Linked DNA regions of Homo sapiens: region 2 is linked to region 1. Evidence: chromatin loops called from intact Hi-C (ENCODE). Cell type or tissue: IMR-90. All regions are shown on one strand. Each heading gives the region's core, and the rest is flanking DNA. Links, peaks and the distances in the headings are about the cores only.

Region 1 (7,138 bases), core at 1,265-6,264:
TTATAATTCAGAGGTCAGTAAATTCAACCCTACCCTTCCCTCCCCTCCCCTTCTTTTCTTTTCTTTTTTCTCTTTTCTTTTTGAGGCAGAGTCTCCCTCTGTTACCCAGGCTAAGGTGCAGTGGCACAATCATGGATCACTGCAGCCTCAGCCTCCTGGCTCAGGAGATCCTCTCATCTCAGTCTCCTGAGTAGCTGGGACTACAGGTGTGCACCACCATGCCCAGCTAATCTTTAAATTTTTTTGTAGAGATAGAGCCTTGCTATGTTGCCCAGGCTGGTCTTGAATTCCTGGGCTCAAGTGATCCTCCTGCCTTGGCTTCCCAAAGTGCTGGGGTTACAAGCGTAAGCCACCACACCTGGCCTAGCAAACTTTTTCTATAAAAAGACAGATGGTAAATATTTTAGACAGTCACAACTACGCAATTCTGCCACCATGGCACCATACACATTGTACTCTAAATGCATAGTGTCCACTGGGGTTCTGCAGGGCACAGCAGTTGCAACTGTGTAGTAATCAAACTCATTCACCTTCTCTTTCTGGCATTCTGTGAATGCTGACTCAGCAGTCCTCAGTCCCTTTTCTCTTCAGAGAACATCACATCAAATTCAGAATTATACCAACATTATCAATACATTGAGTAGGAACAAAGATTTAATTATTGGCTCCTTAATGTGACTTAGGTTGAAATATGCCAACTGTCATTCAAATGTTTTCACAAATACAAAATGGCAAGTTGATCATTTGCGTGTTTCCAGAGAGTTTGCTTCATTTAGGTGATCTGTCTCTTTTTTCAACCTTTACAAAATTTAGTTTCTTCTGTTCAGAGGAATTTGCTCTGGAAACACCATGGGATGTCATGAAAGAAGTTAATATTTAAACTTGCTGCAGACATGTTTATATTGAATGCTCAATTTTGAATGCCAAAGGAAGGAGAGAGATTTTTAGTGATTTTCATCAACACAAATGCCTTCAACAGTTGTTAAGGGTTTAAAATGAGAGTTTTAAAGGAGACAGTTTTTCCTCCAACTGTCCTACAAAAATCCTGTACTTTGCTCTCCTTGGTTGAGCTGTTTACATTCATTTTCCTGAGTTTAATAACAGAAAATTATTTTCCACTATTTTTTCTAGAAGCCTATGTTTTGACATAAAACCAAGAAGCATTTCCACTTCTTACATTTTAGTTTCCTCACTTCTCAAAGCAAAAGTAGTTCAATTAAATATCATTGGAGGGCTCCTTCGAGGCAGAGACCTTTAGAAATTGCTCTAACCCTTTAACATTTAGAAAAGCATATTTATAGAAGCAGAATGTCTTTGCAGTATGTGCTTGCTGTTCAGAGAGGGAAAAACTCCCTGCACTTTACTTTGAAGAATGAAGTAATTCCATTTCAAAGCTGGCCATTAGGAGTAATGGAGAGGCTGCCCAGATAGAGCCTCAAGTGTCATGGGCCCATCAGACTGGATTCATGTTTAGGTTTTAAATTAACTTCAAGGAGAGGGACCACTTCTGTTTTCACTGGGTTAGGGGAACAAACATCAGGGTAGAGATTTTGGCGGGGGGGTAGATTTTTGAAATCACAAGAGGAAATTTCCTCCATGCTAAGTGGGGGAGTGTGTACCCCATCCATCCTCTCATTCTCCTACTTATCCATCCTCCCTCTTTCATCCAGCTCTTCAGTTGTCCCAGAATTTATTCAATAAAGTTTATTGAGCACTTACTGTGTATCAGCTCATATATGGGAATAGTGCAGAGAAACACGGAATGCCAGAAAAACAGATTCAGGGACAGCAAGGGATAAAAGGGAGGGAGGGGAAGGAAGTATAGCAGGGTGGAGCTAGGGAGGTGGTGACAGCAAGAGGAAGTGGGTCTGATGTATTTTTACATCAGCATTTTAAGCTTTTTCAGATTCACCCTCCAATTACTTGATGCGGTTTCTCTGCTGTGTAGAATTTCCATGACCAACTGCATAGACGCCAGGGCCTGCTTGGGGGTGGAGGTTGGGAGGAGGGTGAGGATTTAAAAAGCACCTATTTGGGCCAGGCGCAGTGGCTCACGCCTGTAATCCCAACACTTTGGAAGGCTGAGGCAGGCAGATCACTTGAGGTCAGGAGTTCGAGGCCAGCCTGGCCAACATGGTGAAACCCCGTCTCTAATAAAAATACAAAAATTAGCCTGGCATGGTGGTGCATGCCTGTAATCTCAGCTACCCGGGAGGCTGAGGCAGGGGAATCGCTTGAACCCAGGACGTGGAGGTTGCAGTGACCGAGATCACCCCACCACACTCCAGCCTGGGTGACAGAGTGAAACTCCGTCTCAAAAAAAAAAAACCCACAAAAAACAAAAAACAAGCCAAACCCGCCCCCCCGCAAAACAACAACAATAAAACCACCTATTTGTTACTAAGCTCATTACCCGGGTGATGAAATAATATGTACACTAAATCCCTATGACATGCAATTTACTCATGTAACAAATCTTCGCATGTACCCCTTGAACCTGAAATAAATGTTGGAAGGAAAATGAAAATATACACATAAAACAACAATCATAACAATAAAAACCCTAAATATACATTGACACCAGGGACTATGCTGGGCCTTGGTATATAGTGGTGGAAAAAGAAAAAGACATGTTCTCTGGCCTTGATGGAGTTTACAGCCTAGTGAGGAACAAATACAAGCAAATCAATATCTATTTATAGTTGTGATACAGGCCACAGAGGAAAAGTGTGAAAGTGCAGTGATGATTTATTGAACATTCATTGCAAGCCAGGTACTGTTCTAGGTGCTTAAATGTGTCATATCTCATTTATTCCTCAAAACAAACCTATTTTATTTCCGTTTTTACAGACGAGGAAACTGAAATACAAAACCGTGAGCATGGGGAGACTTTGTTGTGATCAGAGAAGGCATCCTGAGGAACACACACGTGAATAGGGGTTAGCTAGGCGAAGACAGGGGAGGAATGTTCTGGGCAGAGGTAATGAACAGCTCGTGTGAAAGTCCTGGGGCAGGAAAGAGCCATGGAGAAAGTCAGTCAGCCAGTGAGGGGCCTGGAAAGGAATGGATGATGACATCAGGATAGGGTGGGCAATGGAGGGCGTTGTAGGCTGGGCAGGGAAGAGGTAGGTGGTCATTATAGGAAGAATGGGGTGGCACTGAGGAGGTTCGGCAGGGATAGTGTGAAGCACAGCTCCAAGCAGAAGCCCTGAAATAGAAATATAGTTCTTGGCTGTCTGTCCACTTGTGGCTGACAAGCTCTCTCTGTGGTGTCTAAGCTTGCTGCAGGATGACACCTCCAACAATTCATGTTTTGCAGATTATAGTTTCCTCATTATTTGAAAATACTTAATGTTAAAAGGCTGGGTTGAATTTGAAAAACTTTTGCATTATTACAAGAAATTTCCACATGCCAAAGAGCTATTAGATCCTTTAAGTATAACTTCAACAATTTTGGAATTGTTAAAATATTAAAAATGTTTCATTGTTACCTGTGCATACAAGTTTTCCCATGGATGATGACCACTGGGAATTTGGAGAAATCATCATTAACAAGTCTTTATCAGAAATTGCGTGGTCATTTCAAGCATAAAATATAATGCAAAAAAGTTACATTTACCAAAGCAAGCCCAAGCTTCTTAATTAAAACATTAAAAATATTTTAAACGGAGAGCTTATAAATTTTTTGCTTCCCGCAGAGATCCCTCAAGGGGAAGCCAGGGCCTCCTGTCCAGTGGGGCCTCAACAGGAAAACACACCACTGTGGGAGCCGGTGTCCTTGCGGCTCTCAATAACCACGCCTCCTTCCACACGGCCCTCTCCAGGTTCCCAAAGCAGGCTGTCTGTTCTTGTTCCTAACGGTAGGGGTCATCATTTCCCTTTTGTAATTTTTTGGAGACCAAAGCCAGTGCCTTCACAGGCTTAACTATATTTTTCCTTTTTTTTTGTTTATGGCATTAATCCTGAGGTTAGGGTCGGCCTGTGGTGAGCAATAATACATTTACCCTTTGACTTCGTGCACTAAGATGTAATTGATCATTTGAGGTCTCATTTGCAGGAGCTGGGAGCCTTAGTTCAGTTTAAGATAAATGGAGACAGGAGGACCCTTGTTTTAGTGATGTGTTGAAGAGAGCAAAGCACAGATATGACTGACTTATTTTATGAATTCCACTATCCCTCTCATCTTTATTTAAAAGCAAAAAAAATTTTTCTTTCACTAAGTGATTTGTTATTTAACATTTTATAGCCAGAGTCAGATCCTGGTGAGGGTAATTTCCCTTAGAATGCACATTAGTGTCTAGTTGGTAAATAAACTTGAGGCATTTTTATATTAGGCATAAAATAAAGATGAAAACGTTGACTTCTAAACCAAACCATAGCATAGAATTCTACATGGCACATGCTGTGTTGCTCCTTTGATTATAATTTTGTTGCCGCTTCCATTACAAAACAATTATCCAATGCATTTTAACTCGAACATAAAGAGCCATTTCTGGTGAAATGACAGTAACCGAAACTATTTGTTGAAAGCCTACTCAACCAACAAACAACATCATCTCTTCTGTAATCTTAATCTTCACAATGTTCCTGAAAAGTAGGTATCACTAGATTTGATAGACAACGAGACTGTGCCAAAGAGAAAAAAGGAAAAGATAAAATGACAAAACTAATAAGGGGGTAGAACTAAAATTCAAACCCATGTCTCAGACACTCAAAAGGCCCCTGATCTTGCCATGATACCACTTTGGGTTCTGAATGCTTTTATGAATGCTTTGCCTTTCCCTCTTATTTTTTTTTCTTTCCCTCTTTTTCATTTTCCTTTTTGGTTTGTTTTTCTTGTTTGCCAGTTTGAGGCTCTAGACATAAGATCTTTTCAATTCACACAAATAATGTGTGTCTGGACATTAATTTGGCCTGAGACTTAAGGAACATCCTTAGAGTAGTCTAGTTAGTTTCTTTCTCCTCCTAAGAGGGAAACAGTATGTGCTCAGTATATTTTTAATCTTCTCAGTGGATGCAGCAGCCAATTGAATTCTTCAGGGATTTAGTTTCTTCTGCCCATGGGGCATTCTCCCTTTATCCTTGAGCAACAAAACTGGTTATTGAAAGAGAACCTTGGCCCAGCAGGTCCTGGGGTAAGTAAAGAGCCCCAGATAAAGAAGTTTATCCCCTGAATGACTGGCCTATATCAGGCCCCTGGGGAGTTCCCATTTAATGCCCTTGATTGGACCACCCTGACGCTCAGGAGTCTGTGATGGGGCTCTACAGATGTAATGACTGCATGGGGCTTTCTGCAGGGTTGTCTCATCCAGGTATCCCAGGATGATTCTGGTCTGTGGCCAAGCAGATGCCATCTTCATGAATTCTTGCTTTTTTGCATAGTGGGGAGAGTGGGGCAGAGGACTCCCCATTCTTCCATAGTTAATGCTTTTCCCATCTCAGAGAACAGCCTGCCTAACTGTCCTCCCTCTGAGGCCAATTTCAGGTTCAGACATTGAGGCTCTGCATCCAACTGTGTCCTTGGAGGAACACAAGATGCCAACTCTTCTTTCCTCCTGCCCCTTGCCACTAGAGTCCCAGGAGTGTCTCCATTTGTAATGAAACTCTAGGATATAAGAGTTCACAATCTTATATAGTATTATTTGATTATTTAAATTTGTTAAATATTTGTCTTTCTTTGCAGCTAATTTATATAGTGCATGCTATAAGGTAAACCTGTTTCCCTACTTCCTTGGATAGAGGTCAGAAGAAACTCATTGATGTTCCGTAGGGTATGAACCTGCTGAACACTGTAAAAATAATACAGAATTATAAGGTGCAATACAGAATAGGAAATGTGCAAAGTGCCTTCCGGGACTCCATGAATAGGCATTTAACAAGGAGTAAACTGAGGCTCACAGACATTAGGGGATTTGTCTAGGTCACACAGCTAGGTCCTCAAACGAGAAAATAGGCTGGAACAGCCTGGAGAAGAGAATTTTCAAGAGAAAGAGAATCTGATTAAAGTTCATATAACTACTAAGGAAATGGAGGGAGTGAGCATGATCCTGTTGAATGATGCTTGGAAGATCTTTTCATATATATATATTGAAATGGAGTCTTGCTCTTGTCGCCCAGGCTGGAGTGCAGTGGCACAATCTTGGCTCACTCCGACCTCTATCTCCCGGGTTCAAATGATTCTCCTGCCTCAGCCTCCCAAGTAGCTGGGATTACAGGCATGTGCCACCATGCCTGGCTATTTTTTTTTTTTTTTGTGGAGACCAGATTTCACTATGTTCCCCAGGCTGGTCTTGAACTTCTGACCCCAGGTGATCCGCCCTCCTTGGCCTCCCAATGTGCTGGGATTACAGGTGTGAACCACCACGCCTGACCCTTTTCTCATCTTTTAATATGAACTTGGCCTTCAGGTCCCAGCTCCAGTATCCTAAGCCTTCCTTTACACCCTTCTAGATGGAGCTAATCACTGCTCCTTGGTTTTCCGTGACACTGGATTCTTAAGGATCCTTCTTAGAGCATCCAACTCACTATTGTGTTATTGTCCTCTGTGTTAGTCAGGGTTCTCCAGAGAAACAGAAACAAGATGTGTGTATACAGAAAGGTTTACTTGAAAGAATTGACTCATGTGACTGTGGAAACTTGGTGAGCTTAAAATCTGATGGGTAGGCTGGAGACCCAGGGAAGCAGGGAAGAGTTTCAATTTGAGTCCAAAGGCTGTCTGCTGGCAGAATTCCTTCTTATGTAGCGGAAGTCCGTCTTTGTTCTATTCAGGACTTCAACGGAGTGGATGAAGCCCACCCACATGGCTGTCTGCTTCACTCAGAGTCCACTGATTTAAATGTTAATCTTATCCCAAACACCATCGCAGGAATATCCAGAATAATGCTTCATCAAATATCTGGGTGCTGTGGTCCAGGCAAGTTGCCACATAAAATTAACCATCACATCCCCATTCCTGGGTCTGTCTTCACTGCTAGACTGTGGGGTCCTCTGGGCCAGGGACTGTCTTTTATCTTTCTTTCCAGCACTCAGAAAGAACATACAGCAGGTACTCAATACATTCATTTTGATTTGAAAAAAAACAAACAAAATAAACAAACACCCCAAATTGCTTTCAAAAAAGTATTCCTTTTATTCCTAC
Region 2 (7,138 bases), core at 816-5,815, 910 kb after region 1:
ACACCCAAGCCACAGCACTCACACCGGCCACGTTTTCAAGACATGCAGGCATCACGGCTGCTTCGGGGGGCAAGGGTCTTCTGGAAAAGAGAAAGCCACAGATACGGGCATTCTTGCTCCCAGCTCACCCCAATTAAAAGCAGGGATAAAGACACACACTCATTATCACCCAGGGCCAGGGAGAGCCTCTGCACATCCCATACAGGAGCTCCAGGGCACCAGGGTGACTTAGCCAAGGCTGGTGGGAAGCCGTTCCCCCAGCCCTGTGCTTCCCCTTGGTCTTCTCCTCGATTTCTCTTCCCCTGGAAGCGTCTGTTTCAAGGTGACCCTGTTTCATGAGTTAGCCCCAGCGTCCCCCGCCTGCTCACAGAACCAGGGGCCTCCCAGTAATTAACACCCGCACTTGATGAGGTCCAGCTGGCAAACTGAAGCGATGCCAGCATCCTCACACCACAACCTGGGCTCCAGCCGGCCCGGTGAGGGCCTTTCCCCCACCACCACTCTGGCCACTCTGTCTCCAGAGAAGGAGGGGAAAGTCACCCATTTGGTTAGGATGATGTTCAATAGAGAGTTGTTTCTAATAGTGACACTACTAAAAGCTCCAACGGGAAATTTAAACTGTGGCACTTCTTATAATGGAACACCAAGCAGCCACTAAAAATGATGATGTAGAGACATGTGTGCTGACACAGAAAACTGTCACTGCCTACTGTTGGGGGGAAATGATTACAAAATAATATGGGCATTGTAACTCCACTGGAAACCAAACCAAGTGTGCTAAAATAGTACGGACAGTATAAGTCCACTGCAAACTAAACACAAGTGTGCAAAAATAGGATGAGCATTGTAACTCCACTGGAAACCAAGCCAAGTGTACAAAAATAGTATGGGCATTATGACTCCACTGGGAAGCAAACAAGTGTGCAAAAACAGTATGGGTATTATAAGTCCACCACAAACTAAACATAAGTGTGCAAAATAGTATAGGCATTATAACCCCACTGGAAACCAAGCCAAGTGTGCAAAAATAGTATGGGCATTGTAAGTCTACTGAAAACTAAACATAAATATGCAAAAACAGTATGGCCATTTATAACTCCACTGGAAACCAAACCAAGTATGCTAAAATAGTATGGGCATTATAAGTCCACTGCAACTAAACACAAGTGTGCAAAAATAGGGCATTATAACTCCACTGGAAGCCAAGCCAAGTGTGCAAAAATAGTATGGACATTGTAAGTCCACTGCAAACTAAACACAAATGTGTAAAAATAGTATGGGCATTATAACTGCACTGGAAACCAAACACAAGTGTGCAAAAGTCTGTGCATTATAACTCCACTGGAAACTAAACAGTATGGGCATTAAAACTGCATTGGAAACCAAACACAAGTGTGCAAAAACAGTACAGACATTAAAACTCTGCTGGAAACCAAACATGAGTATGCAAAAGAGTAGGCAGTGATTCCATTTCTACACAGGAAAAAAAAACAGGCACCACTGTCTTTGCTGTTAGAAGTCAGGGTTGTGGTCCTCTGGGGGCTGGGACAGGAAGGTGCAGGAGGTGAACTTCTGGGGTGTGGGTCACACTGTGTCATGATGTAGTGCTTACCTGGGTTTGGTCTGGGAAAATTCAGCAAGCTATCTGCTGCTTATGACAAGTAAGCTTTTCTGTATGTAATGCATCAATAAAGGGTTATTACATTAGGTTGGTGTAAAAGTAATTGAGGTTTTTGCAGTTGCTTTTAATTTCTATTTATTGATATGTCTACTTTTCTGTATAAATATCAAACTACAACAAAATGCTTTTTAAAACTGTATCTATGCATGTGTGAACACACAGAATTGGGAAAGGTAAACATCAAATTGTTAACAGCAGTTTTCCCTGGGAGGTGAGATTAAGGGTGATTTCTATCTCTTTCTTCTGTTTATCAGCATTTTTTTTCTTGTAAGGAAAGTGTATTATTTGAGTTTTTTAAAACACAGCTTTTTTAAAAACAGGAGGGGCAGTTCAGCTGAAATTATAAGGAACACAGCCAATTAGGAAAATTGATAACAACCACCACATCATCATCTACTCAACAAATAAAGCATAAAATGCAGTTTGGGACCTATTCGACCCCAGAGTCTTCTTAATGCAGGCTCCCCTAAAACACAGTGACAGAATTCTTTTGCAGAAGTCACTTGCAGGAGTGAATTCTTTTTCCCTGGCCTGGGCCATAAGCCATGAACCAAAACGTGAATAAGACAGCTCTGTGTGCCAGGGCATCGCTGTAAAGCCTATCCTCGTCACCCACACCAGCCGGGAGTCAGCCACGTGCAACCAGAGAATAGTTACACAAAAGACAAAGCAGGCAGGAAACTCAAACCCACTCAGCAAAGGTGTGTGATGCCCCCACCTCTGCCAGAACCGGCGGACCTGAGGGCTATCCCCTCGCCTCCCCTCCCCACATGCTCCTTGCTCATTTTAGATCCATTTCTAACAGATCAGTCTTCACTCTGCGATGCCCAGATTCACAGGCTCAACTTCTCACTGCCATCCATAAACAGGGAAGAAGATATGTTAGCAAGGTGTGGAGAGACAGCTTTCGTGCGGTTGTGGGTCTGGAGAAGGGTCAGTCATCCAGGTGCAGTCATCAGCTCACCCTCCCCAAACCAAAATCCTTCAAATACCTGATCAAGATGGATTTGGAGGAAAGGTTGTATGGGGGAGTGAAGAGAAGGGGGACCCCTGGTGGTGACTGCTATCCACAGCAATCCAGCTCTGACCCCAAACTCATCCCCACCCCAAAGAGCCAAACCTCTGGGCTCTGCGTGGTGGCTCATGCCTGTAATCTCAGTGCTTTGGGAGGATCACAAGAAGCCAAGAGTTCAAGACCAGCCTGGGCAACATAGCAAGATCCTGTCTCTACAAAAAAAATTTAAAAATTAGCCAGGGGTGGTGGCACGTGCCTGTGGTCCCAGCTACTCAGGAGGCTGAGGTGGAAGGATTGCTGGAGCCTGGGAGGTCAAGGCTGCAGTGAGCTATGATCATGCCACTGCACTCCAGTCTGGGTGACAGAGTAAGACCTTGTCTCAAAAAAAAAAAAATTTCTCTGCCATTCACAGACCTCACTCTTGTCCCTTAGAGGTCTCACCCCTGCCTCTCCCGCCAGAACCCTCTCTGAAGTCTGGCGGACAGGGTTTGCAGAGATCTCTTTCTGGTGGGATTGTAGCACCTCCCACAGGTCAACTTCCAAACTCTACCCTGACTCTCTGCCTGCAACCAAGCCATATGCCCTCCGTGCCTTTGTTTCTCCATCTGTATACATGAAACACCCAAGCCCCAAGCCTGCTCACAGAGAAGGGAGAATGGCCTTAGATCTCCGAGAAGCCCCCAAGACCAGCACCGCTGGTGTGGGACCTGGAAGAAATCCACTTCCTTTGCAAAGTGAGTAAAGCTTATTTAGGAAAGCACAAGGTTGGGGAGAGGGGGCCGCGGAGGCAACACACTACTGAAGAGAAGACCAAGAACTCTGCCAGGGGCTCAGAAGGCAGCAGAAATCTCTATCTGTAAGAGGCTCCTCCTGGCCCCCCATGGAACCCGCAGGTTCCCCAGAGGCAGCTTCCTGTCCCCTGCAGGAGAACAGGAGGAAATGTTGTCCTAGATTACTGGGGATGGACCAAGTCAGGATAGAACTCAAAAACTAGCAGTGCAAAGCGAGTCCTTGAGAACCATCCCCTCCCCTCAGCCCCCCAGCTGCCTGCCTTTCAGCTGGGGGGTAAACAGAAGTGGGGACATATCTGGATTAAGAACCCAGAGCAGTAAATGTTCCCTTCCAGATTGTGCAGGGTGTTAGACCCTGGTTCAGTTGTCTCTCTCTTTATTAAAAATTCCACACTTCCCTCCCATGCGCCATCCCCTCTGGCCCCTCTGGAATCTCTTCCCTGCCTCCTCTCTCCTCTCCTTCCATCAGAAAGTTTGGTGGAAAGAGATGGCCACACCCTTGCGGTAACACAGCCAGCTGCCTCCAAGCTGGGAAGCCCCCAGGCCTCTCTCAACAGAGGGAATGCTTACCTCTCTCACACAGACACACACACACAAGTGCATACTGACACAAACAGAAAAACACAGGCATACAGAAGAGGGGTTCACTGTCACACCCAACATACACACAACACACAGACAGGAATATAGAGACATACACTCCAAGATAGACACAAAAACACAGATAAACCCACAGATCCAAATACAAAGCATTAAACACATAAGACCACAAACACACTCAAAGACAAACACAAAGCACAGAAAGAAGCATCCAATGTGTTAGCCCAAAAAAACACCCACAGGCACAAAGACATCTAAACCCATAAACAGAAGACTCGAAACAAACTCACGGGGATGCAGATGGACAGGCGCAAATATAACACAAATTAGAGCACACACGGCCAACAGCAGCAAGAACAACATGATACACAGAGGCCACCACTCAGGCTCACAGACATACCCTCAGGAGCTACGACAGGCACACACAGGGCTGTCAACGCAGATGTCTTGGGAGAGCAAGAGGGCGGAAGGAGGCTGGTTCTTACAAAACTGGACCTTGGTCAGTTGCTCCCAAAACACAGACAAGGCCCAGCCAGGCTCTTTCAGAACTCCTTGGCATCCTCTTTCTTGTTTTGGTCCTTAAATTCCTCTCCACCCCACCACCTTGGCCATTTTCACCCTGAACACCCGGGTGACCCCAACAGCACGATCTGCGTCACAGCTAAAGGCGGGAGGGCAGGGAGTGCTGCTGAGGTGGGGGTGGGGGGGTCTCTCTTGTGTCCCCTCCTGTTGGTTTTCCTCCCCAATGAGGACAGTACAAAAGAGGGGCTCAAGAAGTTAGGGTTTCCCTGCCACTCCCAGCTCCAGATGGAGCTCACATGTGGTAAACCCACACTGGGACATTGTCCCTGGACATACTTCAGTGGCTACAGACAGAGGCTGAAAATCAAGGTCAAATCTTTCCAGAAACCCCAGGGCTAAACTGCCCTCCAAACAGCCCCTGATCCTGCCTGAACTTAAATTCCCAGGCGCACTCACTAGCATCTTCCTGCCTTCCCAGCCACAGACCAGCTTAGCCTGACTGATTAATAGGGAGAGATCTGCAACTCATATTTAGCACTCAACTGGAGGGATTCACAGGTAAGAATTCTATTTTAAAAAATAAAGTGCCCACCAGTACCTGCATCCAATGATAGGCTAACAAAATTTTTCTGTGCAGTTAGTTCTGAAACAGTAAACTAAGAAATGAACTCAAAAACCAAACCCAGATTCACTAATCTTGAAACATCCACCAAAATAGCACCAAACTTTTAAACCATGCTCGCTTCCTGGAAAATAAAAATATCAATTGTCTTTTTAAACCTCTATAGTATTTTGTCAATATTTTTTTATTACAGCAGAGAATGTATAAATATTTTATTATAAACCAAAGGCCTAAAATAAACAGTTTAGTAAATAGTTATTACATTACAAGGAAAAACATCTGTGGAAACTGCTTTCCATGTAATTATTCTTGCTATTTTACATTAGCGCTCAACGTGAATTTCTTTGGCACTAATGTTTCACTTGTTCTAAATCTTCCTCCTTGTTGCTATTATTAAAATCTTAAAAAGGTGCCAAATCTTAAATGAAGAAAAAAAAATGATTCACTAGAAATTATTCATATCACAGTGAGCCACTACTAAACCTGGCAGGGGTGCAGTATTTTCGGTGAAATTAACATAAAATATACAACTGCAAATTATCCAGGAAATAGCTATGTTCTTTACGGCATGCTTTTACATTGGGAAAAAAAAATGTTCTTCTTCATCTCGCACAAAGCCGCAAACAGCTCCATTCCGGCAAGTTTTAAAGGGAAAGTAATAGATTTGTCAAAGGAGCACGGGCTTTGAAAACAGACTAACAAATAGCTCAGGGGTGGATCAGCCTTAGGTAATTACCAGAGACAACGTCAGCCCTGGACAGCCGGAGTAGATAGAGAAGGCAAGAAAAACAACAGCCCGCAGCTTCCTTCCCCCTCGATTCCAGAGAATGTATTTCCTCTCGAAGGCCTCAGCCCTTACTCCTAAACACAAGAAAAACTGTAACACCATGTAAAATGCAAATCTTGCTGTAAATATTTTATAAAATTGTTGCATACATCCCAAAAGCTATAGGTCTTAATTGAGAGCAGGCGATTTTTCTAGTCAATATATGGAAATGGAAAATGCTAATTTGTGTTTTTCTACTTATGAAAAACCCTGGAGAACAGCAAGCCACAAATGCACTCACTTTAATATTATAAATATAATTTGGCTCCCTCTCTACCATCCCCACAGCCCTGGCTTTTATCTCCCCGTGGCTGCAGGAGAGAGACAGAGAATCGCTTTCACAGCATCAGCCCGGGAAGGTGGCCTTGCATGCTGTGCAGAGGAGGGGGATGTCAGGCACAGGGCTGTGTGCTTCCCCACTCCCACCTCTTCACCCCCTAGGGATTGGCAGGCAGGGATGGAATATGGCAGGGCCACACGCCAGGAAGCACAGCCCAGCCATTCTGTTCCAGCAAGGGGCAGAAGCAAGAAGGATGCCTGGGGTTTCGGCCACGTGGCTCCTCTCTGCCCTGTTGGGTCGGCTTGGGCTTCGGGCTCCATCCAACCACCTAAGAGCTCTCTCTGGGCATCGAGAGATCTCTCTGAAGGTCAGCCCTGGAGCAGCTGTGATGAACAGGAGCAGCTGGCAAGATGGCTGGAGCACTCCAAGTTGGGAGTGTCTGTTTCCAAACCACAAAAAGAGTAACGCCACTGCCAATGTTCCCCAAGAGCCTGCTCCTCTGGCCAGGGGAAGATCAGCCCACAGCCCAGGCCTCACAATGCACCTCCCAGTGGGAACCTGGGGGAGGAGGGTCTCCTACCTAGAGCTATCCTATCTACTCCAGTTGCCACTAGCCACATGTGACTACTGAGCAACTGAAATGGGGTGGGTCTACCCTGAGACGTGCTGTCAGTCCAAAATACACACCATATTGTTAAGGTTTAGTACGATAAAAGAATGTTAAAAAAGTCTCATTCATAATTTTTAAGTTGATTATATGGTACCATCATAATATTTTGGATATATTGGGTTAAACAAAAA

The links. Peaks named below come from ENCODE experiments on the same cell type or tissue, not always from the same donor. Only the 100,000 strongest peaks of a DNase experiment are listed, where the experiment ranks them.
Region 2: a loop joins it to region 1, with 26 times the contacts of the local background. A loop is called at or near these places in 2 of 110 quality-filtered maps.

The regions. Positions count from the first base shown.
Region 1 is chr16:48,683,784-48,690,921 of GRCh38, forward strand. All of the region lies in intron 1 of LOC105371240 (a long non-coding RNA gene), which reads left to right. Among named protein-coding and RNA genes, the nearest start is that of N4BP1, 77 kb to the left of the region's middle. RefSeq lists a silencer at 3,738-3,857. In IMR-90, for the core only: a CTCF peak has its summit at 3,862; a DNase peak (open chromatin) is centred at 3,848.
Region 2 is chr16:49,590,358-49,597,495 of GRCh38, forward strand. The region is part of intron 5 of ZNF423 (zinc finger protein 423); the gene reads right to left. Among named protein-coding and RNA genes, the nearest start is that of LINC02179, 130 kb to the left of the region's middle. RefSeq lists an enhancer at 6,582-7,102. In IMR-90, for the core only: a CTCF peak has its summit at 2,735 (motif pointing left); no DNase peak of the experiment used is centred there; H3K27me3 peaks cover 1,197 bases.